2 separate regions of the Homo sapiens genome follow, and region 2 is linked to region 1. A link is a loop called in an ENCODE intact Hi-C map of the cell type or tissue named here. Cell type or tissue: IMR-90. All regions are shown on one strand. Links, peaks and the distances in the headings refer to the core of each region. The heading gives the core; the rest is flanking DNA.

What was found. A loop is a pair of places that touch in the nucleus more often than their neighbours do. Peaks named below come from ENCODE experiments on the same cell type or tissue, not always from the same donor. Only the 100,000 strongest peaks of a DNase experiment are listed, where the experiment ranks them.
Region 2: a loop joins it to region 1, with 17 times the contacts of the local background. A loop is called at or near these places in 4 of 110 quality-filtered maps.

The regions. Positions count from the first base shown.
Region 1 is chrX:110,841,124-110,856,521 of GRCh38, forward strand. No RefSeq gene overlaps it. Among named protein-coding and RNA genes, the nearest start is that of CHRDL1, 53 kb to the left of the region's middle. RefSeq lists a silencer at 10,786-10,875. In IMR-90, for the core only: a CTCF peak has its summit at 6,377 (motif pointing left); a DNase peak (open chromatin) is centred at 6,378; H3K27me3 peaks cover 1,084 bases.
Region 2 is chrX:110,703,163-110,718,560 of GRCh38, forward strand. All of the region lies in intron 6 of CHRDL1 (chordin like 1), which reads right to left. Among named protein-coding and RNA genes, the nearest start is that of CHRDL1, 85 kb to the right of the region's middle. In IMR-90, for the core only: a CTCF peak has its summit at 8,349 (motif pointing right); no DNase peak of the experiment used is centred there; H3K27me3 peaks cover 802 bases.

The DNA of each region.
Region 1 (15,398 bases), core at 2,970-10,969:
TCACCCATGTTGACCTCAAGCATGTGACACACACGCTTGTGAGATTCTCCATTATGTGCCAGTCTTGGATTGCACTTTTATTACAATCAGGTTGTGTCTCTCTTGGAATTTAATTTTATGCCATTGATATGGTGGATCTTAATGAAAATGTCAGACTTTATGTCTTTAGAAATAATGACACAGGAAATGAGTTGGTTGCCCCTATGTGGCAAGCAAATAAATTAGAGCAAAATCCAGCCACAAGACTCTGTCTTTTTTTCCTGGTCTCAATTCCGCACCTGCTCTGTGCCTAGTTTCCTGGGGCTTAATGGAAGAAAAAGACTATAAGTCTTGACTTCTCTTTCCAGATTGACCAGGCCTATTTGTTTTTTAAACAGTTTTTTTGTTTTTGTTTTTGTTCTTTGAGACAGAATTCATATAGCATAAAATTTATCCTTTTAAAATATATAATTCAGTGGTTTTGAGTATATTCACAGGGTTGTGCAATCATCATGACTAGGTAATTCAACATTTTCATCACCCTCACCCCAAAATTCCCATACCCATTAGCAGTCAAACTCCATTCCCACCTACCACCCCTCAGCAATCACTAATCTACCTTCTATTTCTGTGGATTTACCTATTGTGGACATAAATGGGCCTATTTCTGCCTCTTTCCTCTCTCCCCCTTCTCCTTCTCTGACTCCCTGCAAAGCCAGGCTCCTGGATTGCTGGGACAGCCCTGTAGGGCTAGCTGAATCTAAAACAGGTTTTCTTTTCTCATTTTCTCTGGCCTGCTCTCCCATCCTGCCTTTTCTCTACCCTCTTTGTCTAAATCTACTCTCAATTATTAATCAATTATTGTCTATTCATTGAACACTAGGTACAAATAACTAATAATATACACATGGTTCCTGACTTAGGATGGTTCAACCTATGATTTTTCAATTTAATGATAGTGCAAAGGTGACAGGCATTCAGGGCACTCCTCATCTTATGATGGGCTTATTAGTATTTAACACAATTGTAAGTCAAGGGGCATCTGTATAAAATTGAGCACTTAATATGAGTCAAGAAGAACTGTTCTGATAACTTTTCTTGCATTAACTCTTAATACAAAACCTGAATGAAGTCAGTAGTATTATTTCCATTTTACAGATGATTAAACTGAGGCATAGAAAGAATAAGAGATTTATGTACAGTAGCAGAGCTGAGATATGCATAGTTATCCATGTCAGGGAGCAGGAATTGGGGGTGGCATGCAGGATGATAAAACAGAAGACATGGTTCCTTACCTCAAGGAGTTGAGAGAAGAAATAAACCAGATGCATATGCAATATTTAAGCAACAATAGAAAACAGTGGTTTTCATGTGTTATGTGCCTCAGAATCATCTGGAGGCTTTTTTTTTTTTTTTTGACAGAGTCTTGCTCTGTCGCCAGGCTGGAGTAGAGTAGCACGATCTCGGCTCACTGCAACCTCCACCTCACAGGTTCACGCCATTCTCCTGCCTCAGCCTCCTGAATAGCTGGGACTACAGGTGTGCGCCACCACGCCCAGCTAATTTTTGTATTTTTAGTAGAGACGGGGTTTCACCATGTTGGCTAGGATGCTCTCGCTCTCTTGACCTCGTGATCCGCCAGCCTCTGCTTCCCAAAGTGCTGGGATTACAGGCGTGAGCCACCGTACCTGGCCCCGGAGGCTTTTTAAAGCACACATTGTCAGGCCCTACCTCCAGGGTTTCTGATTCGGTAGGTACTGCGTAGGGCTGAAAGAACTGCGTATTCAGCTGGCTCTGATGCTGCCAGTCCAGAAATTTCAACATGAGAACCATTGTCTTAGAGTATAACTGTCTTTAGAGAGCATCTGGCAATGCAGCAGCAAGAAGTACAATTATGCACATTTAGATAAAGAATGAGGTTTGGTGTGATTTCTGTGTGGCAGCATGAGTTTGTTACCTAAGGGAGTTGGGGAAGGACAAACAGTCATCACACCAATGGGATTAGGTCTGTTCTTCCTTAAGACTCTCCTGTCCTTCCCGCCTCTTGCTCTTAACATGTCAAGCCCAAGCTGAGAGCAGGGCATCTGAGGCCCTTCACAGTATGGCTCCTATGTACTGTTCCAACCTCACAATCCTGACCTCTTGGTTATCCCCACTTTACAGTCCAGTGATTCCAAGTTCGGTGTGTTTCCAATTTTTCATGCTGGTTCATGCCCACTTCCTACTGTTTCCTCTGCCTAAAATGCCCCCACTCAAGTCCTCCTGGTGCCCGTGCCAGACTACCTGGATTCAAATCTGGCCTCTGTCAATTACTAGCCATGTCACCTTTGGCGAGTTGGTTAGCTGCTCTGTGCCTGAGTGTCCTAATCTGTAAAATGGGGGTAATAATAGTTCCTTCCTCATAGGGTTGTTGTAAAGATTAAATGAGGTAATACTGATATGATTCCCTTCCCTGTGGGCAGGGAAGTGCTGGGTAGAGGAGGAAGGGTCCATGGCTGGGGCTCTATCCCTGGGCCTGTGCCCATGGACCTAGGTGAGGACAGGCATTTCTGTTTTTATGCCTAACATTTGGGCATAAAATGCAACATTTGCATTTCCCAAGACCACCCTGGCCTGCCATGTCCCCATCTTGTGCCTATAAAAACCCGAAGACCCTAGTGGGAAGGGCACACAAGTGGCTGGACATTGAGGGGAACACACAAGCAGAAGAAGACACAAGCGGCTGGACGTCGAGGAGAACACACTGGAGGAAGAGCACACTTGCAGGCCATTGACCAGGGGAAAACCACCTTCCCATTCCATCTTCCTTCTGGCCTCCCCATCCACCTCGCTGAGAGCTACAACCACTCAATAAAAAACCTTGCCTTCATCCTCCAAGGCTACTTGTGATCCAATTTTTCCTGTACACTAAGGCAAGAAACCTGGCATACAGAAAGCCCTCTGTCCTTGCGATAAGGCAGAGGGTCTCATTGAGCTGATAAACACAAGCAGCCTACAGAGGGCAAAACTGGCTCATGCCTGTAACCCCAGAACTTTGGGAGGTCGAGGCGGGCAGATCACTTGAGGCCAGGAGTTCGAGACCAGCCTGGTCAATATGGTGAAACCCTCGTCTCTACAAAAAATACAAAAATTAGCCAGGCGTGGTGGTACGCATCTGTAGTCCCAGCTACTCGGGAGGCTGAGGCAGGAGAATAGTTTGAACCCAGGAGGTGGAGGTTGCAGTGAGCAGAGATAGTGCCACTGCACTCCATCCTGGGCGACGGAGCGAGACTCGGTCTCAAAAACAAAAAACAAAAAACAAAAAACAAACAAAAAAACCCGCATACACACAAAACTGAAAGAGCACACTGCAACAAACACCCAATGGGGCTTCAGCTGTAAATATTCACCCCTACACACTGCCTTGGGGTCAAAGCCCCACAATCTGCCCATCTGCATGCTCCCCCTAGAGGTTTGAGCAGCGGGGCACTGAGAAAGTGAACCACACCCCCAACGCACGCCCTGCAAGAGGGATAAGGGAACTTCTCCTGTTTCAATACTTTTTTTGTTTTTTGTTTTTTTTGTTTTTTGGACAGGGTCTCGCTCTGTCGCCCAGGCTGGAGTGCAGTGGTGAGATCACAGGACTCAAGCCTCATGCAGCCTTGACCTCCTGGGCTCAAACAATTTTCCCACCTTGGCCTCCCAAAGTGCTGGGATAACAGGCATGAGCCTCTGTGCCCAGCCAAAGTAATACTTATAAAATATTCAGTACAGAGTTTAGCACATAGCACATATTCAAAAATGTTGTATTTTCACTATTGTTAACGATTTTACTAAATCCAGCCTAGGCATTACCTCCAGAAAGTCTACTTTGTCATTCTCAACCCCATGCCCACTAGTATTATTAGTGATTCCCTCTCTCTCCTGTACTTTGTATCTCATACATGCTTCTATTCAATTCCTGGCTCTGTCACTTGTTAGCTGTGTGATTGTGAGCAAGTTATTTAGCCTCTCTGAAACTAGGTTTCCTTATCTGTAAAATAAAGATGATAATAGTATAATAATACTCATCTCAGAGTAATTGCTGATATTTAAAAAGGCAACGCATGAAGAAGCTCTTATCATGGTTCCCAGTACTTAGTAATAAAGGTAAATGTTATTTTGAACTACACCATGTGGTTGTGAGAAATAACGGCATCATTTTTTCTCAAGGTAAGGTGATGATGCTCTTATCTCAGCAAATAGTTGGGAGAAGCAGATGGTTTTATATATTGATTCCTGATTGTATCATTATTATCGCATCCCTTGACCTGATTTCTATCTACCTCCACACTTCATAGTGTGTTTTCTCATTACGCCCCACATCTTCTACCTAGTTTTCCAGCACACACCACACTGTTGCAAGCCTTTCTGCTTAGTCTGTTTCATTCCTGAAATATGCTTTCGTACTTTATTCCCTGGCTAATGCCTGTCCACTCTTAAAGATTCTTTTGCCCCAGTGTATGTTTTTATCTACTTTGTCAAAGATATGTAGATATATGGCCTTATTCCCGGGTTCTCTATACTATTCCTTTGATCTGTGTGTCTATTTTTATACCAGCACCATGCGATTTGGGTTACTATAGCCTTGCAGTACAATTTGAAGTCGGCTAATGCAATGGACATCCTTTTCAATAAATGGTGCTGGGAAACTTGCATTGCCATATGCAGAAGAATGAAACTGAACCTCTGTCTCTCACCATACACAAAAACCAGCTCAAGATGGATTAAAGACTTGAATGTAAGACCTGAAACTATAAAAATCCTAGAAGAAAACCTAGGAAAAAAAGTCTTCTGTACATTGGTATGGGCGAGGAATTCATGACTAAGACCTCAAAACCACAAGCAACAAAAATAAAAAATAAGCAAATAAGACTTTAAACTGTGCACAGCAAAGGAAATAATCAACAGAGTGAACAGACAACCTGCCGAATGGGAGAAAATATTTGCAAACCATGCAACCGACAGGAGACTAATGTCTAGAATTTACAAGGAGCTCATACAACTCAACAAAAACAACAGAAAACCAAATGACTCCATTAAAAATGGGAAAGGATATGAGCAGACACTTCTCAAAAGAAGACATACATGTGGCCAAAAAGCATATGAAAAAATGGTCATCATCACTAGTCATCAGAGAAATGCAAATCAAAACCACAATGAGATATCATTTTACACCAGTCAGAATGGCTATTATAAAAGGTCAAAAAAAAAAAAAGATGTTGGCAAGGATGTGGATAAAAGGGAATGCTTACACACTGTTGGTGGGAATGTAAATTAGTTCACCCTCTGTGGAAAACAGTATGGATATTTCTCAAAAAACTAAAAATAGAACTACCATATGACCCAGCAATCCCACTAGTGAATGTATATCCAAAGGAATTGAAATCAGTATATAGCAGAGATATCTGCACTCCTATGCTTATTGCAGAAGTATTCACCAAGCTTTGGAATCAACCTAAATGTCCATAAATGGATGATTGGATAAAGAAAATGTGGTATATATACACAATGGAATAGTGTTCATCTATAAAAAATAATGAAATCATGTCTTTTCCCACAATATGGATGGAACTGGTGGCCATTATCTTAAGTAAAACAACTCAGAAATAGAAAGTCAAATATCACATGTTCTCAGTTCTAAGTGGGAGCCAAATAATGGGTACACATGAACATGGAGTGTGGAATGATAGATATTTGAGACTCAAGAAAGGTGGGATGGTGGGAGGTGGTGGGGTATGAGAAAATAATGAGTAAAACATACATTATTATCATTATTATCTTTATGGTAGATCCATTTAGATGGACATATTAAAGCCCAGACCTCACCACTATTTAATATATCGATGTAACAAAACTGCCCTTGTGTCCCTTAAATTTATACAAATACAAATAAATTTTTGAAAAGATTCAGCTTTTAGTGTCACCAGCTGTAGATCCCTGAATCCCCAAACTGAGATGGGTGCCCCATCCTATGCTTACCCTATCACAGTGTTATGATATTGTTATAGAGCTTTTTGTTTGTGCGCCAGTCTCTCCAACTAGATTGCGCCTTTCTTAAGAGAGTCAGGCCCTTTCAACTTCATCTGTGTATCCCCAGCACCTAGCTCAGTGTTTTCAACACAATATAGACTCAAGGGGTATTTGAACTAAACTGAGGCGACCCAGCTGTACTGGAACAGGTTTAAGCTTATTTTTTAAATGTCAACAAGTTGCCACAGACAAGTTATCTTTCCTGAAATCTCAGCATGGAAAACTTCTGGACATTTTTCTGGTGGCAGGAAAGATGGTTAATTCGATCTAGGACTCATGAAGAAAATGGCATTAAACAAAGCTGACCTACTACTCTATTAAAAGTTTGGGCAACACTGCCATCTAGTGATGGAATTTAGATATGCTTGAGAATGAGATCTGTAGTTCTTCATGGAAGCCTGGAGAAAACCACTGAGCTTTCGTTTACACAGAGAAAGAGGAATGGCTAGTTTCTCTGAATAAGACATGTAGTTATGCGATGTACATTTCACTCGATAGATCGTGTTAATTGAGGGAAATAAAGGTCTAAATATATCATTTGTTAGCCACCAAGTCCTATTAATGTGGCTAGTTGCTGATGGGGTGGGAATTGCACAGGACAGTCCAGATGGAACCTATTTGTTCCCATTGTAACATTCAGCATCAGATTATGTACCTTATTTTTTTCAAAAGGAAAATATGGCTGGCACAGATCTGCTTTCAGGCATTATACAATCTAATTGGACACAAGAAGCAATTAAGGAATAAGACACCATTAAATTTGACTCAGGTCATTGATTGGCTGTGTGTGTGTTAAACATATCCAAATGTATGCATGAGTGTTTTCAGTCATTCAGGTGGTGGGGGTGTCTATACTTTTTGTAGGAATCCTCAAATAGTTTTGGAATACACTGCCCTTGGAATCATCCTGAGCCTGTTCTAACACGAATAAGAAACAGTAGATGTAATCTACCACACTGCAAGCAGCTGAATGTGTACTGCATTTGGAGTCAAACAGGTTGGAGTTCAGATTACTTGTCTATCACTTACTAAGTGCGTGGCCTTGGGCAAATTACTTAACCTCTATGCACCTCTTCATCTGCAAGATAAGAGTGCAAATAATACTCATCTCATTCAGGTTCTGTGAAGTTCTGTGAGGATTGACTGAGACTGGTATGTAAAGCACTGAAAGCAGTGTAGGCAATTTAGTAAGTGCTTGTAATTTTTGACAAATACTTTGCTACAGCCCCTTTACTGTCCTAAAATGAGACAGAGAAACTCATAGAGCAATGTACCTACCACACACATAATTTTATATATTTGTGTGTGTGTGTGTGTATATATATAAGAGAGAGAGAGGTCCAACTAGTGTGAAGGAGAAATAAAAGGAAATTATTGGTAATAAATAATGAATTTCCATCTGCAAAGATTGAGGCCACACCATGCTATAAGATGTAGGGGAACAGGTAGAAGCTTGCACCTACGTACAGAAACAGCATGAACTCAAACACTACAAATGCAGGCGCATGCAGGGGCATTGCATTAGTGACTCAATTACCATGATCAGCGTTGTTGTTGGCAATATGATCTTCAAAAATGTTAGACAACTCTTGGGAGAGTTCTGAACACAACAAAGAGCAGTTTTCCCTCAATTTACATGGTAGCTGTATTCCTGGAAATTTCAGCATATACTGAAATAAAACTGTGCAAAAAATACTTTGTGTTTATGTATAAATCAGAGTTCTGTTCTAGGCACAGCTAATTATTAACAGATTTTTTTAACCTACATGAATAACTGGGTGGGAGGTGGCATTCAAAATTTGGACAGAATATGGGGCATTCTTCACTGTGTGGAACTGTCTAGCACATTGAGGACGTCTAGCATCCTCTTTTCCATTAAGTGCTTCCCACCTCCTTTGTATACCAGTCTCTATCTTATACATATTCACATGCATACAGAACCATAGAATTAGACAGGTACAGACATAAACTCTCAAGGGGAAATAGAGTCAGGGCCTTGATATTCATCCAGGGCTAGCCTGGAAGAACCCAAGGATGGAGACTGGACAGTGGGTGGGATATGGAGAAGGTTCTTAAAACCTGTAGATTCAGTTATGTTTACAGTCTGGATGAGGTATGCAAGGAAAGGGGTGGTGAGAGAGCTGGGGTGGGGAAGTTGGTGGGAAGGATGGTATTCAGGTACTGAAGACTGAAGAAATGTTGGGAGTCATTGACGAGTAGGCAGCCAGCGTCAGGACCCAAGGTAAAATGAAGGCCCTGGAAAGGCAGAAACTTTGGAACCATGAAGACAGACCCCCAACCAGGATTGAACTAACGGAGCAAAGAAATGGGGTCTGAATACAGCCTGAATGTCTTCCATTCAGCTGGTTAAAAGTGCAGATGTAGAGTCACACAGACCTGGGCTCAAATCTCAGCTCTGCTACTTACTGTGTGATCTTGGGGAAGTCACTGCAAACCTCAGAGCCTCACATTGTTCTCGTCTGTAAATTGAAAATACTGATAGTGCTTGTTTCCTCCCTCAAATGGTGATTGTGAGAATTACACACGAGACCATATGTAAAGTGCTGGACACATAGTATATGTGCAATGTAGGCTAGCTGTTATCATTACTACCTTCCCCACCAAACTCCTCTGCCTTCCATGCCCACACCTCAGTGAGTGGCATCACCATCTACCTGTTCAGCCATCCAAGCCAGAAGCTTAGAGATGATTGTTGACCTTGTCTTCCTCATGTCTCACAATCCTGCCGATGTTTCCTCTGAAATTTCTTTTGTATCTACTGCTTCTCCTCCAACCCCACTGCCAGTGCTTTCACCTCAGCCCCTCAACACCTCTTCCCTGGGTTTATATCCTCTCTGTGGAGCTTGGCTGCACCTGGCGCGGTCGAAGAGGGGAGGACTAGTTCTACTGGGACTCTGCTTGGGCAAAGTCTTAATGGCTGAGTGGCAATGGGCAGGACACTTATCTAGAATGGGTGGGAACAAATGAAACCCAAGGTAAGACTATGGCCCAGAATTTAAAAGGGTATTATCAGAGGCATCACATGGCAAAGCAGGCTATAGGCTATAGCATAGTGATTAAGCCCATGGAATGTGGAGTCAGGCTTCCTAGGTCTGAATTCTGACTCTACTGCTTATCACTTGTTTCACCTTGGGAAAGTTACTTTACCTCTCCGTGTCTCAGCTTCCTCACCTCAAAATGGAAATAAAAATAGCACCCATGTCAGGAAGTTGTTGTAAGGATTGAATAATTTATTACATATAAAGGGTCTAGAATGGTGCCAGGCACATAGAAGCATGAAAAGTATTTGTTAAAGTATTTTTAAAAATTTAAGATAAGGTTAAACACAGAGCTGCAAGGAAGTAAATTGCACCTAGGCCATAAACAAGTTGTGGGCCTGGGCTGGCCATTCCTGATGGGTAATGGTGGCCTACCCGGGGCAGGGCAGCCGCCTGGCTGGATTGGGCTAGAACCCACCCTGGCCATCCCCCTTCCACCTCCAGCCCTCCTAAAGGCAGCCTTTTTAAAAACAGGTTTGCATCACAGAAGGCTAGAACCCTCTCCAGTGCATTCTCCATCCCAAATGAATCGTTTGGTTTTGTTGCTTCCAGACCCTTGGCAGCAGTGAGACTGCAAGTGTAGAAAACTAAAGTAGTGCCCAACAGAAGGCAGGAATTGCTACAGATCCTTAAGGGTTCAGAGGGATCCCTTCTCCAGGTAAGAAGTGATTTTTTTTTTGTCTGACTTTATGCAGATGCCCTGGGCACGTAGAAAGAACTGCCAATGAACTTTCTGTTTTAAATATGCTTATTTACCCGTGTTAATACTGTTGTAGTAGACCCAGTGGTGGCTGAACCAAGGACTTGATGGAGGAGAGAATCAGTAAAAATGAAACCCTGATACTGGGTTTTTGCTCATCAGCTGCTTCAAAGGCTGAGAATTCAGACCTATTACAAGACCTATTACAAGCTGCAGGCCGTTTACAGATGCAGGAACTGTCAGGGACAGGTCAGATGCAGGGACTGTCAGATGCAGGACAGGAAATTAGGGCCTAAGGAAAGGTTTAACTTCAAAGACCTTATCCAGAATTTTGCAATCAGGAATTCTAGAAATAAATTACTGGAATTTCAGCAAAATCATTTAGTTTAGTTTTACTTTTCTTTTGAATTTTCTGGTTACCCTTCTGAATCTGATCGGGGTGTTGAAGGCCTGGAAATCAAATTTTACCCCACCCTGGGTTCCTTGGGGGTTCATCCAAGTGATTGATTGGGAATTACCAGAGTTATGAAGGGTTCCATATGGTCACAGAATGGGCACTGGCAGAGCTGGAATTCTTGATATTTCTTCTTACAAAGAGTACTGGGTCCCTGCTAGGGAAGTGAAGGTCTGATGAAGCCTGGTATAAATTTATGCAGGAATGGTTGTGGCGGCAACTGCTAACAAAATCCTCAGATGTGCAAGCTGCAGATGCCCAGAGGATGGTAGGAGTTTGGCTTTGTCACTCCAGATGAGGCCAGGGATCAAAGAGCAAGAAGAAGCTGAGAGTTAGGGTTCCTGGGTGACATTACATCTGGCCAGAACATGTGCATAATGCTGTATGTGAACTCTCTTGTATACTGCAATGGTTATTAGTTTTCCAAATCAGAGGATGGGATATACTCATGGGAGGGCTGGTTTGAGCCATGTGAACTGGCTGGGGCGGGGCCCACAGAACTGTCTGAAGCCCCTTCGTCTACCAGGAGGGTGGAGGTAGTTACCAGATGTTCTAGGTTTCGCTAGTGCCCAACACACTGTGACTCAGCAGAGGGTGGGGCCTCGGGCTCTGTTGGAGTCCAGAGCAGGATCTGGCTTGGTTACCCTTTTACTAGCAGGTAGTGCTGGGCTTCTTGCTAGACAGGCAGACTAAACACCCACTTAGAGCCCCAGGAAATTAGGGCCTAAGGAAAGGTTTAACTTCAAAGACCTTATCCAGAATTTTGCAATCAGGAATTCTAGAAATAAATTACTGGAATTTCAGCAAAATCATTTAGTTTAGTTTTACTTTTCTTTTGAATTACATGTGAGTGGGAATGCCATAGTCTTTTCAGTGCTTCAAGGCCTCTGAAGGTCCTAATTGGGCCTTGACAATAAATCCTGAAAATTCTGAATAGTGACTATATTACTGTTACGATACAGTTCTGATATTGTTTGGCAGAGTCCCCTCCTGACCACCAACTCATACAACTGCGCCATCTTGTGGTATATGCTGTGCAGTGGAGAATGAGGTTTTTTTGTTTTTTGTTTTGTTTTGTTTTTGTTTTTGAGATGGAGTTTCCCTCTAGTTGCGTAGGCTGGAGTGCAATGGTGCCATCTTGGCTCACTGCAACCTCCATCTCCCGGGTTCAAGTGATTCTCCTGCCTCAGCCTTCTGAGTAGCTGAAATTACAGGCATGTGCCACCACGCCTGGCTAATTATGTATTTCTTTTTTAGTAGAGATGGGGTTTCTCCATGTTGGTCAGGCTGGTCTCGAACTCCCGACCTCAGGTGATCCGCCTCCCTTGGCCTCCCAAAGTGCTGGAATTACAGGTGTGAGCCACTGCGCCAGGCCACCAGCTACAGAGCTGGCTGTTCTGGCTTCCTATTTTTTTTTTAACTGAGGGGTAGGGAAGTAGAGGGAGTGTGGGCTCCTGTGGCAATGGTGAGGTCAGCCTCATACCTAAGTTTCTATTCTGTTCTGCTTGCAGTTTTAGCAATCAGTCATTGTTCCTTTGACCTGCTCCCCTGCTCCCCCACCTCCTACAGCTCCATCTCCACCAAGCCTTCCTAACATGGGCCCTCAGCTCAGATATACCCATCCCAGGTTCTAGGACCAAGTTTGACAGAATTCTTAAGAGTTAGGGTTCTTGACTTTTAGGTGTCATGGAACCCTTTGGCCAGCCTGTGAAGCCAACAGAACCCCTTATCAGAATCACGTTTTTAGGTGCCTAGAACAAAATACATAGGAATAAAAAGGAAACATATTACACTGAAATGGAATTGTCAAAATATTAAAAATGAACTTGTGATATAGTTATCACATATTAAGTAACACGATCTAGTGGCAGGTCTCTACTACTGTAATTTTAAAGTGGTCATGAGAATAAGCAGTATTAGAAGATGCTGTAGTGCAGCTCTTGTAATGTGATATGCAACCATCTGTGACTTCCATTGATGACAAAGTCACAGGTACTGCTGACACCACTGTGGGCTGTTGCTTATGTTCGTAATTGTAGGACATGCTACACTGAATTTAAGGAAACTGAAATTAGAGGTTAGTAAAGACAAAGATATGTTTTCTGAATCCAAATTCTCAGATCCCTGCTGTGGATGAACCCCATCTGTGAAGGCCAGGTTAAGCTGCCTTAGAGCACCTCTGGATAAGGAGGCTGCAGATTGCAACCTGGGCTACCCTCTTGGAAGGTTTTTAGAAGAGGGTAATCAGAAACCCCACGGAACACCCTGAAAGGAAACCAACCAGCTGCTAGAGCAGCCACCCTTCCCATTTTTTTAACTCCCCTGTGTTCAGGCTCCTGTACCAAGTGCCAGAGTCAGCTGCAGCTTTAGATGTCACTTTTCTGGAGTCACTTCCTCTTTTCTCCAGAGGGTGGCATAGAGGCAGAGCTAGAGATCCTTTGGCAGCTACACCCTGAGGCATCACCACCCGCAAAGGAGCAGTTTTGGCCTCTCTGTGGCTTACTTAGCTGCCAGGATGAGCACCTGCCAAGAGAAATCTGCCTTTTCCTTTCTCCGGGAACAGCGGGTGACCACGCTGCGAAGAATGAGCTGTAGACAACCTGTTTGGCTCTCTACCCCATGGGGTTCAGAGACCGAGGCTAACCCACCTAGGAAGAAGGAAAGAAGTGGGGGGATGAGGCTTGGTCCTGCAGGGCTAAAGGAAGAATTGGGATCCCTACTTGAGAGGCAAGCTGGACCACAAAAACTGGAGGGCCAGCCAAGTCAGTTTCCACTAGAGAAAAATAAAGGTGGGCTACTAGAAAGAGTCACCCTGAAACTCAAGTTTAAGGTCCAGAGGTTGCACAGGAAGTCAATCAAGGGGCTGAAAAGCCAGAAAGCCATAGGCAGAAGTAAGAACAGAACAGTCTGCAGGGTAATTATCCTGATGAGCAATGGGTCATGGTAGCTTGCCATTGTGGATCAGCTGGTGTGTCTGGTGTAAGCAGGGAAAGCTGGCTTCAAAGGTTCAGGGTGAGGGAGTCTGGGGATGCAGGAAAACATCCAGGGGGTGTCAAAGTTGCTGACATGGGATGCTCTGGACAAGGGACACCAGGAGCAATCATGCATGAATTAGGCAGTTGTGAAGTCTGAAGTGTTTAAACTCTTGTTTATGTGTTCCTTCTGCCTAAGGAGGTCACATGCATTGTGGGAAAGTGTGCAGGAACTGAAGCCGCACTGCCCAGCTCCATTGTGGGTAAGCATGCAGGCACTGAAGCTACACTGCCTAGCTTTATATTCCAGCTCAGCTTGTTACCAGCTGTATGATCTTGGGCAAATTATTTAATCTCTCTGTGCTTCTGCTTCATTAACTGTTAAAAGGAGATATGAATAGTACCCAACTCAACAGGTTAACATTAGGCAATGTAGGTAAAGTACTTAGGAAAGTGCCTGACACATAGTATAATTTTAATATGTGTTAGCTGTTATTATTATATTCTGCCAAAAGCAATAGAGCTCATTGTTTAAAGGTATAGGCTCTGGACACAGAGTAAGTTAAGTTTTAGCTCTGTCATGTGTTCTCCGTGTGAATTTGGGCACATTATCCTCTCTAAGCCTGTTTCCTTATCTATAGAATGACGATAATCATGCTATCTGAATTCATTAAGTTGTTGTGAGGATTAAATGAGACAATACATGTGAAGAGACTTGTACATATATAGGGCACATTCGGTGTTAACTCTTTTGACCTGTGGATGGCAAACAGGTAGGTCTGAAGCACGATGTCCACAGTCAGTAGTTGATAAATAAAACAAATCGGAAGGATACACAAAATATTGTATTGTTGATGGTGATTTCCTTTAGAGGATGGGGTGGGGGCGGGGAGTGAGAAAGAAGTCTCCACAGTTAATTTTGTGCTTTTTTGAACTTCTTGAATTATTTCTTTTACCATGTGTGAATTACAACATTCAAGAAATACTAATGGGCTATCAGTAATTATGGGCCATCAGTGATCACTTATACTCTTGTATTTAAAAGGGAAAGGCTGTTAATGGGACAATTGATCAAAGCATTTGGTTCTGAAGACTCTGAGGTGCAGAGCTCTTTTGATGAAGGTAGTGACTAGAGCTGAAGACAGCTGGGTGCAGGGGAAGATGTGGATCATATTTATAAAGATGTTGACAATGACCACTGTTTTGTGGCCTGGGAATGGTGTTGGTCTGTTAGGATGTCCAAGATAGTGTGTCTCAAATTATGGCCAGTGGACCAGCTGTAACATAATCTCCTACAGGGGCTATTTGAAGATCTCTGGACCCCACTCAAAACCCTTTGGATCAGAATTTCTGTGGTTGGGGCCTAGGGACATGTACTTATAACTAGCCTCCCAGGTCATTAATGTAAAATTAAAAGCAGTCTTCTGTTTCAGATAGACCTAAGCTCAAATCCCAGTCCAGCCACTCCCTGGCTGTGTTGAAGCTCCCACTCCTGACATTTGTCACTGCTAACTTGCTGGTTGGGTCCCAGGATCCTTTTTACAAAACTCTGCTCCAATTGCACAGGCTCAATTGCATGGCTACCTTTTTCCTGGCTGTGGGCAGAAGAAAATCCTCCTTTCTGTGTGTAACTGACCTCTTCTCTTCTTTACTGCACATGTGCAGTTATCTGATAAGCAGCCATCTTTTGTCCTTTTCTCCCTAGTCTCCTGTTATGAAATAATCGCCAATCCTCCTCCCCAAACATGGTTGCTAGGTGGTTGGAATTTACTGCTCTGACCAATCAGGGAGCTGATATTGTTTACTCGGCTATTGCTTTATCCAGCTCACTGCCCTTATAACAACTTCTATTCAAGTGCACACCTACACTCAGGTGCAAAAGCCTCTATATGTCTCAGAGTGCAGGGGAAGGTATGAGGTGCAATAATAATAATAATAATAGTGCTTAGTTAATGGGATTGTGGTTATTATAGGAGATAAGGCATATAAAATGCCTAGCACAGTTCCTAGCTGCTGTTATTAAATTATGTGCAGGATCCCCTCTCTGGCACTGGTGTAGGCTTTTATTCTCTCTCAAGTCCAATCCTGTCTCAGGGACTCAATGTCCCACATCCATAATTCCACAAGGGAAAGGTTAGGTGCAAGATGTCTGAAGTTCCTCTCAATCTTGTGACTTTTCCTTG
Region 2 (15,398 bases), core at 4,813-12,812, 140 kb before region 1:
AAGTCAGAAACTCAGGATGGGGGCTGGTGATCCTGGGTTTTGACAAGCCTTCCAGGGGATTCTGATGGATGCAGGAGTTTGTGAATAACCAGGCTGGAGCACTTAGCATATTGCTGCGTACACATCAGGTGCTCAATATATGTATTGAATTGAACTGCAGTAAAACATACAGAATTAAGTGCTTGGTCAATAGTATATATACTCTTTTCTGCCTGTTTTATTCCATGTCTGAGTAAAGATTGTAGACTGCAAGCTGAACTCTGTGGAAACCCTGACTGACTACTGTAAAACAAAGATGATTTCAACTATGTTTATAACTAGAAAATTATGCCCAAGAGTCAGTTAACATGCTTTGAACACTTCTTGGGTGAAGAGCCTGATACTACAGCAGAAAGAGGAGAAAATCAGGCTGGGCTCTTGCCCTCAGGATATTTACACCCAGGTTGGAGGTGATGGGAAATCAATATAGGAAACAGCCTAAAAACACACAAAAAAAGCAAATACAAATGAAATACACATGCTTAGGAGACACTGAATGGGATGAGTGAGCAGTCAGATGTAATCGTAGAAAGCTTCCTGAAAGAACCATTAAGTCACATTTTTAGAAGTAGATACTGCACAGCATAAACCGACAGTGATAAGGGCAGAGAGTACCTCAACCAAAGGGAGTGACATTGGCAAAGGACCAGAGCTTTGTAAACAGCAAGTCACATACTGGAGACAGCAAGCAAGGTGTGGCTTGAGTAGAAACTTCAGATATGAAAACAAGAGAAATTACGCTGGTAATTGAACTTGTAGAGAGAAAGGGAGGAGAGGGAGAGCGAAGGAGGGAGGGAGAATGACAGTGGGGTGTGTTGTTGAGGTAAATAGGGGTAGTAAATAATGTGCTACTATTTGATAGCACAATAGGGTGACTATAGTCAATAATAACTTACTTGTACATTTTAAAATAACTTAAAGAGTGTAATTGGATCATTTGTAACTTAAAAGATAAATGCTTGAGGGGATCGATACCCTATTCTCCATGATGTGTTCATTTCATATTGCATGCCTGTATCAAAACATATCATGTACCTCATAAATATATATGCCTATTATGTACCCACACAATTTTAAGAAAATAATTAAATTGTAAAAAGTAAACAGTAAAAATTCAAAAAAATATAAAATTTTGTAAAAGGCTGAAGAATTCACATTTGATTATGTTGCCAATTTTTCTGTAGGGGTTCCTATGATAAAACTGATATTTGTGGAAGCCTATTCTGGCAATGGGGTATAGACTAGTTGGGGAGTAACTCGAATGCAGGAGGCCATACAGGAAGCTGCTATAGTAATATGTAATAGGCCATGAGCATCTGTGCAATAACACACAAGAAGGATTGAATGAGACTCCTACAGATGAAAAGAAACTGATAAGACCCTGAAGGAAGATTTGATGATGGGGAAGGAAGGCAAAGGGGAAATCAGTATCTGACAACTCTTGGGTTGCAAATCTGGAGAGCTGGGGACAGTGATTGAGCAGGGATGAGCTTAGATTTACTTGTCCCCCTTGTTTCAGTGGGCAGTAGTGGGTCTGGGCCAAATAAAATATGGGACTAGAGAGACGAATAGAAACCAGTAAAGATTTACCAGCAAATGGCAAAACAAAATGTAAAAGCTATATAATGTGGTTTCAAGCCTAATTTAAGTAGTCAAAAGGGAGAAAACAAGTTGCAAAAGAAAAATGATAGACTAGTTCTCTTCATCAAATGTCCTTTTAAAATGTAGATTTAATGATTGGTATTGACATAAAATGTTTACTTAGCTGGCCTTCTGAAAAGTTCAGTTTATTTAATTTATACCCTAGAGTTTTTAAAAGGATTTTAATTAAAGAGTGTCATTAAATACTTATAGTCCAGTCAGAATCTCAAAGCATTATAGAAGCACATAGCGCCTCTTACAAATGAGCAGAGAGGTAAGATGGAAAATCAAGGAGGCAAGTCACTATCAGGCATAGGAGAAGAATACTAATACCCTGTAACACAAATCAGATGAGTGTGTCGTGATGTGTATTTGATGAGCATTTGCAGACAAGAATGCATACCTAAATTTCAGCACTTCATTAAAAAGTAATGGAGACTATATATATATATATATATATATACACACACACATATATATATACACACATATATATACACATATATATATATACACACACACATATATATATACACACAGACACATATATATACCATCTGATCTTTGACAAACCTGACAAAAACAAGTAATGGGGGAATACTAAACCTGTATTACATATATATATCATCTATATCATACTAAAACTGTATGATATATATATATATATCATCTATATCATACTAAAACTGTATGTTATATATATCATACAGGTTTTAGTATTCCTAGTCTAAAATGCTCCAGAAGTTTTTGAGTGCTGATGATGCTCAAAGGAAATTCTCACTGGAGCATTTTTGGATTTGGGGTTTTTGGATTAGAGATGCTCAACTGGTAAGTACAATGCAAATATTCCAAAATCCAAAAACATCGGAAATCTGAAATACTTCCAGTCCCAAGCATTTTGGACAAGGGATATTTAACCTGTATATAAATACACACATATATGTATATATACACTATATTTATATATAAGATATACTATGTACATTATAAATTATATACATTAAATATATAAATACTAGGAACTGTTAGCATTTCTGGTGCCTCTGAGCTTTCAAAGTCATCAAAATTGCATTCTCTAAACTTCAATGTTCTATTAAGTCTATTAAGTAGCTGCTAAACGTTTTAACATTTGAATTATTCTATTTAATTTAACCCATAATTAAACTGGAATTATCTTCTTAGATGTTGACATTTTATAAGGCTATAAGTGGTTCTCTAGACCTGGGTACAGTCTGTCTGGATAGCTGAAAATAGGTATGTCCATTTGCAACCTTAGATATCATACTTTGAAAAAAAGTAGGCACCAATACCCTAAAAAACCTGTTTCTTTGCTCTTTTTGTCTGATCACTGGAAAGATTATCTGAATGAGATGGAGGCTTTTTCATTCAGCCAAGTCTTTTTGTAAAAAACAAAACAAAACAAAAAACAGAGATTCTAATGGATTCAGATGGATTCTAATTAATTTTGAGAAGCAACAAGATATAATTTTAACCAATTTTTTGAACTGAAATAAAAACAAGTGTAGTGTACTGTATGTCAAACAATATTCATTTAACCCTAAAAGCCACATGTATTGTTTATTCAAACCTCAGTCATACTCTCTCTGAGTGGTACCCTATGAAGCTGTAATGGGTTGGCTTTCTAGTAGTGGGAGAAAGGGAGAACAAGTATTTGAAAAATGGCCAAAAGCTAGGCTGAAATTCAGACTGTTTATAACTCCTGTGGCTTCCATTAATCTCTGGTGGCTTGAGCAGGTCAGAGAGGTAAACTGTCCTCTCAAAAGGACTAAGTGTACAATGAGATTCCGAGATACCCATGAAGATAAGCCTCAGAGAGCAAAACTATGCCAGCATGTGGCCACTTTTGAACCATACATCATAAATAGGGTAGCCATAGAGCAGATTTATCTCAGACAACTCAGTTTTATTGCCTGTTTTTCTGGCAGGCATAATTATTAAGATTGCAGCTCTTGCTTTCAAAATGTGCCTCGGTTGAGATAGTAAATTACATAGTCACTCTAATCATAAGGCAAAGGGACATGAGACAAATCCCTGAGACAGGGGAAATGTTCTCTGTATTTTTTGAGGCAGAAGTTGAAATGAGCAGAATCAGGGCAAAGTGGAAGAGAGCAGGGAGGAATAAACCCATTGTGAAGTCTCTCCTTACCATGAGCTGGGTTCCATGGGGGAGCACTTTAATGCCAGTGCTCCATACCGAAGCTAGAGATGAAGAAGTGAGTAGAAGCAGATGACTTTAGGGAGCCTCTGCCAAACATCTAATTCTATAAATTCTGCTGGGAGGGAGCAAGTGTGCTGAAATTTGAGAGAAGCTTTAAAAGGAAACTAGTATAAGGATTCTCCACTGATAGGCATTTGAGCTTCCAATGATGATATACAACAATACAAGAAATCTGCAAGTTTTATAAAGCACAAAATTAGAAAAAACTACTTTAAATTTCAAATGGAACCAAAAAAGAGCCCATATAGCCAGGACAATCCTAAGCAAAAGGAACAAAGCTGGAGGCATCACACTATCTGACTTCAAACTATACTACAAGGCTACAGTAACCAAAACAGCATGGTACTGGTACCAAAACAGATATATAGACCAATGGAACAGAACAGAGGCCTCAGAAATAATGCCACTTATCTGTAACCATCTGATCTTTGACAAACCTGAGAAAAACAAGCAATGGAGGAAAAGATTCCCTATTTAATAAATGGTGTTGGGAAAACCTGGCTAGCCATATGCAGAAAAATGAAACTGGACCCCTTCCTTACACCTCATGCAAGAATTAACTCAAGATGGATTAAAGGCTTAAACGTAAGACCTAAAACCATAAAAACCCTAGAAGAAAACCTAGGCAACACCATTCAGGGCATAGGCATGGGCAAAGACTCCATGACTAAAACACCAAAAGCAATGGCAACAAAAGCCAAACTAGACAAATGGGATCTAATTAAACTAACGAGCTTCTTCACAGCAAAAGAAACTATCATCAGAGTGCACAGGCAACCTACAGAATGGGAGAAAATTTGTGCAATCTATCTATCTGACAAAGAGCTAATATCCAGAACCTACAAAGAACTTAAACAAATTTACAAGAAAAAAAAACCAACCCCATCAAAAAGTGAGCAAAGGATATGAACAGACACTTCTCAAAAGAAGACATTTATATGGCCCACAAACATATGAAAAAGAGCTCATCATCACTGGTCATTAGAGAAGTGCAAATCAAAACCACAATGAGATACCATCTCATGCCAGTTAGAATGGTGATCCTTAAAAAGTCAGGAAACAACAGATGCTGGAAAGGATGAGAAATTGGAACACTTTTACACTCTTGGTGGGAGTGTAAATTAGTTCAACCATTGTGGAAGACAGTGCGGTGATTTCTCAAGGATCTAGAACCAGAAATACCATTTGACCTAGCAATCCCATTACTGAGTATATACCCAAAGGATTATAAATCATGCTACTATAAAGACACATGCACCGGTATGTTTATTGCAGCACCATTCACAATAGCAAGACTTGGAACCAACCCAAATGCCCATCAATGATAGATGGGATAAAGAAAATGTGACACATATACACCATGGAATACTATACAGCCATAAAAAGGATCAGACAGTTATTTTCTTAAAAAATACTTCTTTGTCAAATGAAGTACTTTATTGTTTGGGCTGTCAATATAAGATCTTAGTATTTTTAACAAAATAGCTCCTTGAGAAATACCAAAACACACACAACGGGGGGAATTCCTGCCAACAGTAGCAAGCCAAATCTGAAGAAGAGTACAAAATTATTTGTCCAGAAAAATCATAAATACTTACTTTTTAAAAAGTGCATTGTGAGAATGCATGCGTTTCCAGGAGGAAATCAGAAGAGAGTGAATACAGAAACTACGAGCTGGATGGTACCCACCATCCACACTCTGCTCTTTCAATGGAGATGTGGCTAAACAGATCCAAGTTTATGGTGAGAAACAGAATCTTTGCTTCTCAGAGCAGTCCCAATGCATCTGCTGGATTGTTACCATATCTGGCCCCTGGAAAGATGGTCATCACACAGTCTGTTCCTCCCGGTAGCCTCAGAAATAAGAGTTCCCAAATTTGCTTTGCTTCCCCAAGTTGAGAGGCAGTATAATATAATGGCTAAGAGAACAGATTGGAGCCAAACAGTTTGGATTCAAATTCTGGCTCTGCTCCTTCCTACTTATGTGACTTTGGGCAAATGAATTAACTTCTCTGTGCCTCAGTTTCCTTATTGCTAAAATGGAGACAATAATGCCTACCTTATAGGGTTGTGAAGATTAAATGAATTAGTATATGCAAAGCATTTAGAATTGTGCTTGGCACACTGTGTCAGCTAAATGTTAGCTGCTATTCCTAATCCCCTTTCTTCCCATTCTTTGCCTCCACTTCTTTTTCCTCCTTCTCCTCAAGGGTAGCTTACACATGGGGGAATACCCGGCTTAAGGGACTCCCACAAGTGTGCTGTGTATTTAACAAAGAAAAGGGCTTGGATCAAACAAACAAACAAACAAACAAGCAAACAAAGCCTAGCAAAGATAACTGCATGCCTGCACATTGAAAAGGAATCATTTCATCTCTAAATCATTGGAAGACAGGGTCCTGGAGATATTTTTAAAAATGGCTAGAGAGATTTCTTCGGCTCACACCTTCTAAACTGGCTTAGAATTTCTCATAATTATGCTAGTCCTCTATTTCCAATTTTTTAAAAAAGAGTTTGCATCTTAATTAAAATCTCTTTTCTCTCTTGGCTAAAAATGAGGCTTGACAGGAAAGATATCTGCTTCATTGGTAGGAGTACAATTTACAAAGTTATAAAGTGAAGTCTTAAAAATCCAAGTGCCCACTGAGCGCGGTGACTCATGCCTGTAATCTCAGCACTTTGGGAGGCTGAGGCGGGTAGATCATCTGAGGTAAGGAGTTTGAGACCAGCCTAGACAACATCGGGAAACCCCGTCTCTACTAAAAATACAAAAGTTAGCCAGATGTGGTGAGCGCCTGTAGTCTGAGCTACTTGGGAGGCTGAGGCGGGAGGATCACTTGAACCCAGGAGGCAGAGGTTGCAGTGAGCTGAGGTCATGCCACTGCACTCCAGCCTGGGCAACAGAGACTCTGTCTTAAAAAAAAAAATCCAAGTATCCAAATAAAGTAGAGTTCTGTGCTACCACATCCATGAACTGAAAATAAAAAGCAGGACAGAGAGGAGAAACTCAATGACCTACCCATGCTGACTGTCTGGTCAACCTGAAAATGAAAAGCAGTCAGTTGTATACACTGCTCTTCCTTCTCATGTATCTTTTACCTCTGTTTGCACTGTCAGTCAACAAACCAGGTTGATTTCTATAAATTGTTGGAGTCTAAGCTCATAAAGACTATTATAATGTGAGTAATGGGCACATCCAATGGTGTTTCTGGGCAGCTATGGAATTCCTTGAAGGAGTTAGAAAGAATAAGGTTGAAGAAAGAGTGGCTTTAACCACCCATGAAGAAATAATTGCTCTGAAATGCTTCACTGGGAATTCCTTATTTTTATTATAGAAACAGATTCATATACACACAAAAAAGTCCTCCAATCCCAGAAACAGAATGGGGTATTACTGACCCTGACAGGACAACCCAGATGGCCGATTAGGAATCAGTGCTATTAATTTGTTAAACTCAATGTGAAAGTCAACGCTGTCCCATCCACTGTCTGAATGACTTTCTATTCAAGAAGAAATATTCTAGACGTAAGAAACATGCCAAGAAGGAACATGATGACCTTAGAGGGACGGGGTCCTGGGACAGTCAGCAAGTACGTGGGGATGAATTTTGAGCACAAGAGATGGAGAGAAAGCAAAAACAATCTGGAACATTTCCATGGAAGGAGATCCAGTTGGGATTTAGATGAGGAGAGGTAGGTGAGGATGGCAAATCTCTAAAATGGTCCCATACACATGAACATAAATGATTCACTTTTGAAAAGGTATTATTAATGACAGCGAGACTCTTCTATAGCTATGAAAATATCAGAGTATATCAATACACAGTCGTCCCTCAGTATCTATGCGGAATTGGTTCCACGACCCCCCACAGATGCCAAAATCCACAGATGCTCAAGTCCCTGATAAAAAATGGCATAGTGTTTGCATATAACTTACACACATACTCCCATATACTTTAAATAATCTCTAGATTACTTATAAAACTTAATACAATGTAAATGCTATGTAAATAGTCATTTTACTATATTGGTTTCTAAAATTTGTAATTTTTAGATTGTTGTACTGTTACTTTTAACGTGTTTTTAAAAATTATTTTCTATCTGCAGTTGGTTGAATCCATGGATGTGCAACCAGTGAATATAGAGGGCGGACTGTATTTTGAAGTTTAGGTGAGAATGTATAAACTCAAAAATTACTGAGTTAATTTTAATTTTTTTTATTTTATTGTGGTAAGGACACTTAACGAGATTTACCCTTTTAACAAACTTAAGTATACAATACTATATGGTTAACTATACACACACAATGTTGTACTGCAGATCTTTAGAACTTGTTCACCTTGGAGGGGGAAGTGGGGAGCTGCTAATCAACAGGCATAAGGTTTCAGTTATACAAGATGAATTTTCATTTTTTAAAGTAGTGTTTCTCATTAACAATGTTTCTTTCCTATCATCATGACCAGGAGATGGTGGTGTTTCTGCAGAAAATGTGGGCCAAAACATAAACAACTTGAGACTAATTTGTGAGAATCTATATTTGGATTTGCTGTTATTTTCTTCAGTTTTCTTTGATTTTGAAAACTTTGAAAAACTGGTCAATTTTTATGATGTTTAAAATCAATGAAGTATCTCACATACCACTTCCCTGAAGATCCCGGATTCTAGCTGAGATGGGATCTGAGGTGCAATTTTGCTGCTCTTTCGGAAAGAGAAATCAAGTGTCTTAGGTAAAATGGCACTTATCTTGAACACTGACTAATATACTTTTAAACAATTGCTTCCAGTTTCATTTACCTTGAAGGAGTTAGCAGAAATATCAAAATTTCATAAAAAGTGACTTCCATTTTCTCCCTGGGCTCATTTGAGATATGTTGGATGAACGGGCTTGGGTTGAGCAAATTGTAAGTTCCACCATTTCTCCTGCCTCCCTACTGCATCTGTACTTGGAATGCTGTCAAGAGCTTTTTGTGACTGTGGCTCTTTTTGTATTAAATAAACCAGTCAGCATGATATATGATTAATATTATGTTATGCCAGGGGAAACAGGAAGACACAAAGCAATAACAGTGCAAGAATATATTTCTGAATGCTTATTTTTGAACCAGATTAAGTCCTGAAGGTGGTCAAAGAAGATCAATGAGAACTAGAGTGATTGGGCAAAACTATTAGAAGAGGTGCAACTTCAACTGGACCCTTGAAAGATGAGTAGGATGCGAATAGGTAGAAGAGGAGCGGGGGCTATTCCAAGCTTGTGAAAAATAACAGTTTAAGTGAAGCACATAACAGGAGGGAAGGTAGGAAGAAACATAGCATGTAACAGAACAAAGAGATCAGCCAGCCAGCCTAAAGGAGATGTGTGTGTTGGTGTCAGAGAAATGAGGCTGGAAAGTAGGTTAAGGAAGGATCAGACTGTTTCACAGAGGGTCTTTAAAAACAAGCTGAAAAATTCAGATTGGATAATATGGTAAGAAATGGTAGCATGATCAAGTAGTTTCTCAAAAAGAAAATTCCTAGGCTGGGCTCATGTCTGTAATCCCAGCACTTTGGGAGGCCGAGGCAGGAGAATCATTTGTGACCAGGAGTTTGAGACCAACCTGGGCAACATAGCGAGACCATGTCTCTAAAAAAAAAAAAAAATTGGTTGGGCACGGTGGTGCACGCCTGTAGTCCCAGCTACTCAGGAGGCTGAGACAGAAGGGTAGCTTGTAGTTTGAGGCTGCAGTGAGCTATAATTGTGCCAGTGCACTACAGCCTGGATGACAGAGTGAGACCCTGTCTCTGAAAAACAGGAAACAGCCAAAAGAAAGAAGAGTAAAAGAAAATTCCTAGATTAGGGTATTATGTAGCATGTATAATGTAGAAAGAACATTATAGACCCCTACAGCCTGGGGAGGGACTGGATTCATGGTGGGATCAGAAGTTGGGGATCCCAGGAGTGTATGACTGCCACCAGTTATCTCCCTAATTTTTGAGCCAATCTTTCCTCACCCTGGAGTGCAGAGAACAAGGAGGGATGTGGTGCGAGTTGAGGCTGGAGAGACAGTCTCAGAAGTCTTCCTTCACCTCCCTGACTAGGTCAACCCCTCTCAATTATTGGCTTTTATAACAACTTTCCTTTGTGGCATGTGGCACAGTTGCAATTTTATAATTACTTATATCATGACGTGGTGTCTATCTTCCCTACTAAAACTCCATGAAGGCAGGTTCCATGTCCATTTTTGTTCACCATTGTATCTCTAGCACTGGTGCAGTGCCAGGCTCTTAGTGATTGCTTAACAATGTTTGCTGAATGAAAGAAAGTAGACATTTACACTCAAGACACTTTAAGCCTAGAGTGAGAGAAGGGTAAGTTAAGGCCTTGATGGGAAAACATGGGCAGTGTGGTAAGATACTCTCTTAGGAGTATCTGCACACAACAATGTGCCATGCATGTCCCGTCTTCCCCTTTACTCCCCTGTACTAGGAGATATCCTTGTCATACTCCTATGAATGGGTCCCAACAGGTAGTATAGAAGTTAAGAGCTTGAAACTCTGAAGCCAGACTGACCAGGTTAAAATTCTAGCTCTGCCACTTACTACCATTTGTCCTTGGACAAATCACTCAACTTTTCTGCCTTAGCTTCCGCATCTGTAGAATGGGGATATAAATAGTTGCTACTATTTTTGCCAGGATCAAATGAGCTATTCCACACATAAGTGCTTAGAACATTGTCTGGCACATTGTACGTGCTACATTTAGACACCATTTACTAAATGCATACTTGGCTTTCAATACAGTTAATACCTACCCCAAATACCTTTCCCTTGTCTAGAGTCCAAGTACATAGCCTTCCCTGTTGTTTTGGCAAGATGAGCAGGGGACAGGAAGTGGAAATGATCAATGGTGGAGGGAAGCTGGGTGTGGGTTTGGGTTTGAAGCCTGCCTTCCCAGAATGTGGCAGTAGTATAATCTCTGAAGAGATTTAAAAAAAAAAAAACTTTTATTTTAGGTTTGAGGATACCTATGAAAGTCTGTTACATAGGTAAACTCCTGTCATGAGGGTTTGTTGTACAGATTCTTTCCTGCTTCTCTCCCTCCTCTCACCCTCCATCCTCAAGAAGACCCCAGTGTCTGTTACTTCCTTCTTTGTGTTCGTAAGTTCTCATCATTTAGCTCCCACTTATAAGTGAGAACATGCAGTATTTGGGGAAAAAAAAAGACACATGCACGCAAATGTTCATTGCAGCAGTATTCACAATTCTGAAGACACAGAATCAACCTAAATGCCCATCAATGACAGACTGGATAAAGAAAATGTGGTATATATACACCATGGAATACTATGCAGCCATAAAAATGAATGAGAGCATGTCTTTTGCAGGAAGATAGATGGAGTTGGAGGCTATCATCCTTAGCAAACTAACACAGGATCTGAAGAGATTTTTTCTTCTGATAAAATTTCCCTTAAGGTTCCAGTGGCTGTTTGCACTATGCTTCCAGTCCTAATGAGGTTTGCTGAAGTGCTAGCAATGACACACATTCTGCCAACGCTCTCCTTGACTGTCCCAGCCTCAAAGACACGTCTAGCCAATGAAGGCTAGGTCTGAGATTCAATCCGCGTCTAGGATTGCTGTCTGACCCAGGAAGAAAGACACACATTAGTGTTTGGGGACAGTGCAGAGAGGCTATTTCAATGCCCTTTATATGAAGGTTTGCAAGTTCAGCAGTCAAAAGATTATTTCTTCTTCAGTATTTGGCCTGCAGTCAGGGTGGCCAGCATAGGGGAGAGGTTTCTGGGTTCCCTGCTGTATGAGTAATACGCTTATATAAGATACAGTATTGTAAAAACGTCATTTCCATGGGAAAAAATAACTAGGTGCTTCAAAAGTTAGAACTTCAAAGGAGTTTCAACCACATTATATACAGCTGAAAGATGCAAAGAAACTGGAGGCAATGAAAGAACAACAATTTTTACAAAAGTGTAGGATTTAGTCTTTATAAAGGAAGATGAAAGAAAATTGTGCATTTAGGCTGGATGAGAGGTTGCAAAGAAAGAACTTAATGAATTATCAAGTATATAAAGGGACAATACATGGCCAGTAATAACTAGCTTTTATCTGTTGCTTCTGAGGACATAAAAAAGAAAAGAAATTTAAATTGTAACGATAGAACAGTACATAAAATAGCTAGTTCCAGGATCTGTTACCACAAGAAGAACTAGAACTAAAGTTCTGTCTATGGAGATTACATTTTAAAAAGGCAAAACTATCAAAGATAGAGGAGAAGGTGCAATGATACTTAACTCGGGGGTAATAAATATAGTAATTACTATATAAAATATAGTAATTGTTACTTATAAACCAATAACTCTGTATTAGGCCATCTCCTAGCACTCTACGCCATCTCAGTTAATCTACACAACCCATTTCATACGTAGTAAGCATAATCTCCATTTTTACACCTGAGAAAACCAAGGTTTTGAGTGGTTAAATAGTTTGTCCAAGATAACAGCACTCGTAGGTGGTAGCCCTGCAATGTCAAATCTATGACCTTCTGGCTTCAGAGCCTCTGTCCTTTGCATTATACCGTATTGCCCCTAGGTTGCAGTGACATGTCTTTTCACTGTTGCCTTTCCTTTCTATTATCAATTGTTTTCCAGTTTAGATTTCACATATCCTTTTCCCCAAAGGGAATAATATCAGCCTAACAGCTGGATTATAGTGACCAACTGGTTATATTAGCAACCACATGTACACCTCTGCTCAGTATGGACTTTCTTTTGAGCCACACTGAAATTAAGTTGGGGCCAAGACAAGAAAGGAGGTGAGGAACAAAATATCCATCTTTCTTGACTGAAATGTAACAGCTACACTGTAGTACAGACATATACACACACACATTGTGAGAAACATGTATGGAAAGATCCAGGGCCTTACCAAAGCATAAATCAAATTAGGCTGTAACTAAATCCATATTGACTTATGAGGGCTGATGCAAATAGCATATTAAAAGGGATGAGCATACACTGGTAGTCCAAACAAGCTCAGTCCTTCCAAAAAGCAATGTTAACTGTAGTTTCCTAAAGTGGTATAGGGGAAGAAAACAACTTGGAGATCAGGAATGAGACCAAGTAATTTCCTATTGACGAGGAATCAATGTATAGTCAACACCATCTACCACAGTCAATCAGTAATTCAGGGGGAAAAATGCACAACAACCATATTCTTTTTTGGTAGCACCTAATTCAAATCCTGACTAAATTTCTAGTAATCATTCCAATCTAGTGTGCATTCATTTAAAGAGCACCTACTCTGCCTGGCACAGTGGGAGAAATAAAGATAAATGAAAAAGAGTATCTGTCTTGAAGAGCTTATGCATTAATAGGGATGATAATACATGGGCACAAATAATAAAAAACAGAAGTTGACAAGGTGATAAATGCTCCAGAAGAAGCACAGGTTAAGTGCTGAGGAGTCCTAGAGTAGAGACAGGTTTACTTCTAGTTTGCAGGATTTAAAAACATTTCATGGAAGAAGTGGCAATTAGGCTGGATTTTGAAGGATAAGCAGGATTTATGGGTGGAGAAATTAGGGATGGAAGTGGGAAGGCAGAAAAGAAAGGCCTTCCAACTACTACTTATCAAAATGCGACCTGAGGACGGCCTGCAATAGAATCTGAGGAAGCTGCATTTGTGCTAGGTCTTGAAGGACTAGCAGGACTTCCACAGGCAGGGATGGAGAAAAAGAATTTTCCAGAAAGAGGAAACATTTTCTCCATCCAACCTGTACATGTGCAGTTGTTACTTAGACAGCCCTTTTGTCTCCTTTTCATCCCAGTTCCTTATCATGAAATGGCCACCACTCATTCATCTCAAATTGGTTGCCATATGGTCGGACTTAGATGCTTTAACCAATCAGGAACTGAAATTGGTTGCTTTTCCACTGGTTCACTCAGGTTTCAGAATTTTAATGTGCTCAATTTAAGTGCACTAAACTCAGATTTTTTAAAACAAATCCTTGGTTCCAGGTTATCTACATGGTCTCAGGAATGGTTTCTCAAAGTGACAGTCCACAGACCACCATTCTGCATCAGAATGAACGATGGGGTCTGCTTAAATGCAGATTCCTGGGTCCCACTCCAAGGCCACTAAATCAGAATCTCTGCAGGTGTGATCCAGGAATCTGAACTTCAACAAGTTCTCTGAGCAATTCTGAAGCACACTAAAGTGTGAGAAACACTGACAGGAAGAGGACTGAGCAAAGGTAAAAAGGTAAGAGAGCACAGGAACAATGCAGTGGGCCCTGAGGTGCATGAATGGAAGAATATTGACCTATAAAGGTAACTTGAGGTTAGACCATGAAAGGCCTTCACTATCAGAGTCGGGGGTTGACATGTATTTGAGTGGCGACAGGGAGTCATCCCTTTCAGTGGCAGAACACTGTGGTTAGAGCCTGAAATATGGAGCCAGGCTGCCAGGATTCAAATCTTAGCTCCTCAACTCACTAGCTACCTGACCTTGGATAAGATTCTTAACCGCTCTCTGCCTCAGTTTCCTCATCCATAAAACAGGGAGAACAATAGTACTCCTCACATAGGGTTGTCATGAGATTAAGTGAGTTCATATCTGTAAAATGCTTAGTTAGAACTGGGACTGACATATAGTAAGTCCAAATACATGTTGGCATAAAAATTTTTGAACAGGGGTGTAACACGGTGATGGATTGCTTTTTGGAAGATTAAAATGGCAGTAATGTATAGAAGTCACCTACACATCCCCCACCAGCAAATCCTATAATTTTTTTCCTCTAACTCAGTGGTTCACAACCTTAGCTGCATATTGGAATCACATCCTCCTCCTTCTGATCTGGTATAAATCTACCAAGGTAATTCCAATATGCACCCATAGTTGAGAACCACGGCTCCAAATGTATTTCAAATTTGTCCACTTTTAATTATTGGGTCCTCAGTATATACAAGACACTGTGCCAGGTCCTTCTCTTATATTATCTCATTGAAATCTCACAAACATCTTGAAGGTAGGAGCTAACATTATCCTCACTTTAAAGATTGGTAGAAAGGTTGAATAAGGTCATTCAACTACAAAGTAGCAAGGCTGGGATTAGAACCAAGGCAGTTTGGCTCCAAAGGCTCCACTCTGAACCACTACTGTGTTCTCAGTCCAAGCACCCTTTTTCTCACACTGGAAAGAGTACTACCCTAACCATCTTGCTAGTCTCTCCACTTGCATTATTGCCTCCCTCCAGTCTAGTCTGGAAATAATAGCCAGTGAGATCTTTTAATATGTTAATTGGATCACTTCATACTCTTTCTCACAACCTTCCAATAGCTTCCCAATGTATTAAAAATGGAAATCCAAAATCCTTCCCATGGCCTTCAGAATCCTGCATGGTCTAATTCCTAGTTACCTCTTCAGCCTCATCCCATGTCAGTTTCAACCACAATCACTACATTTCAGCTACACTGGTCCTTAGGCTCTTT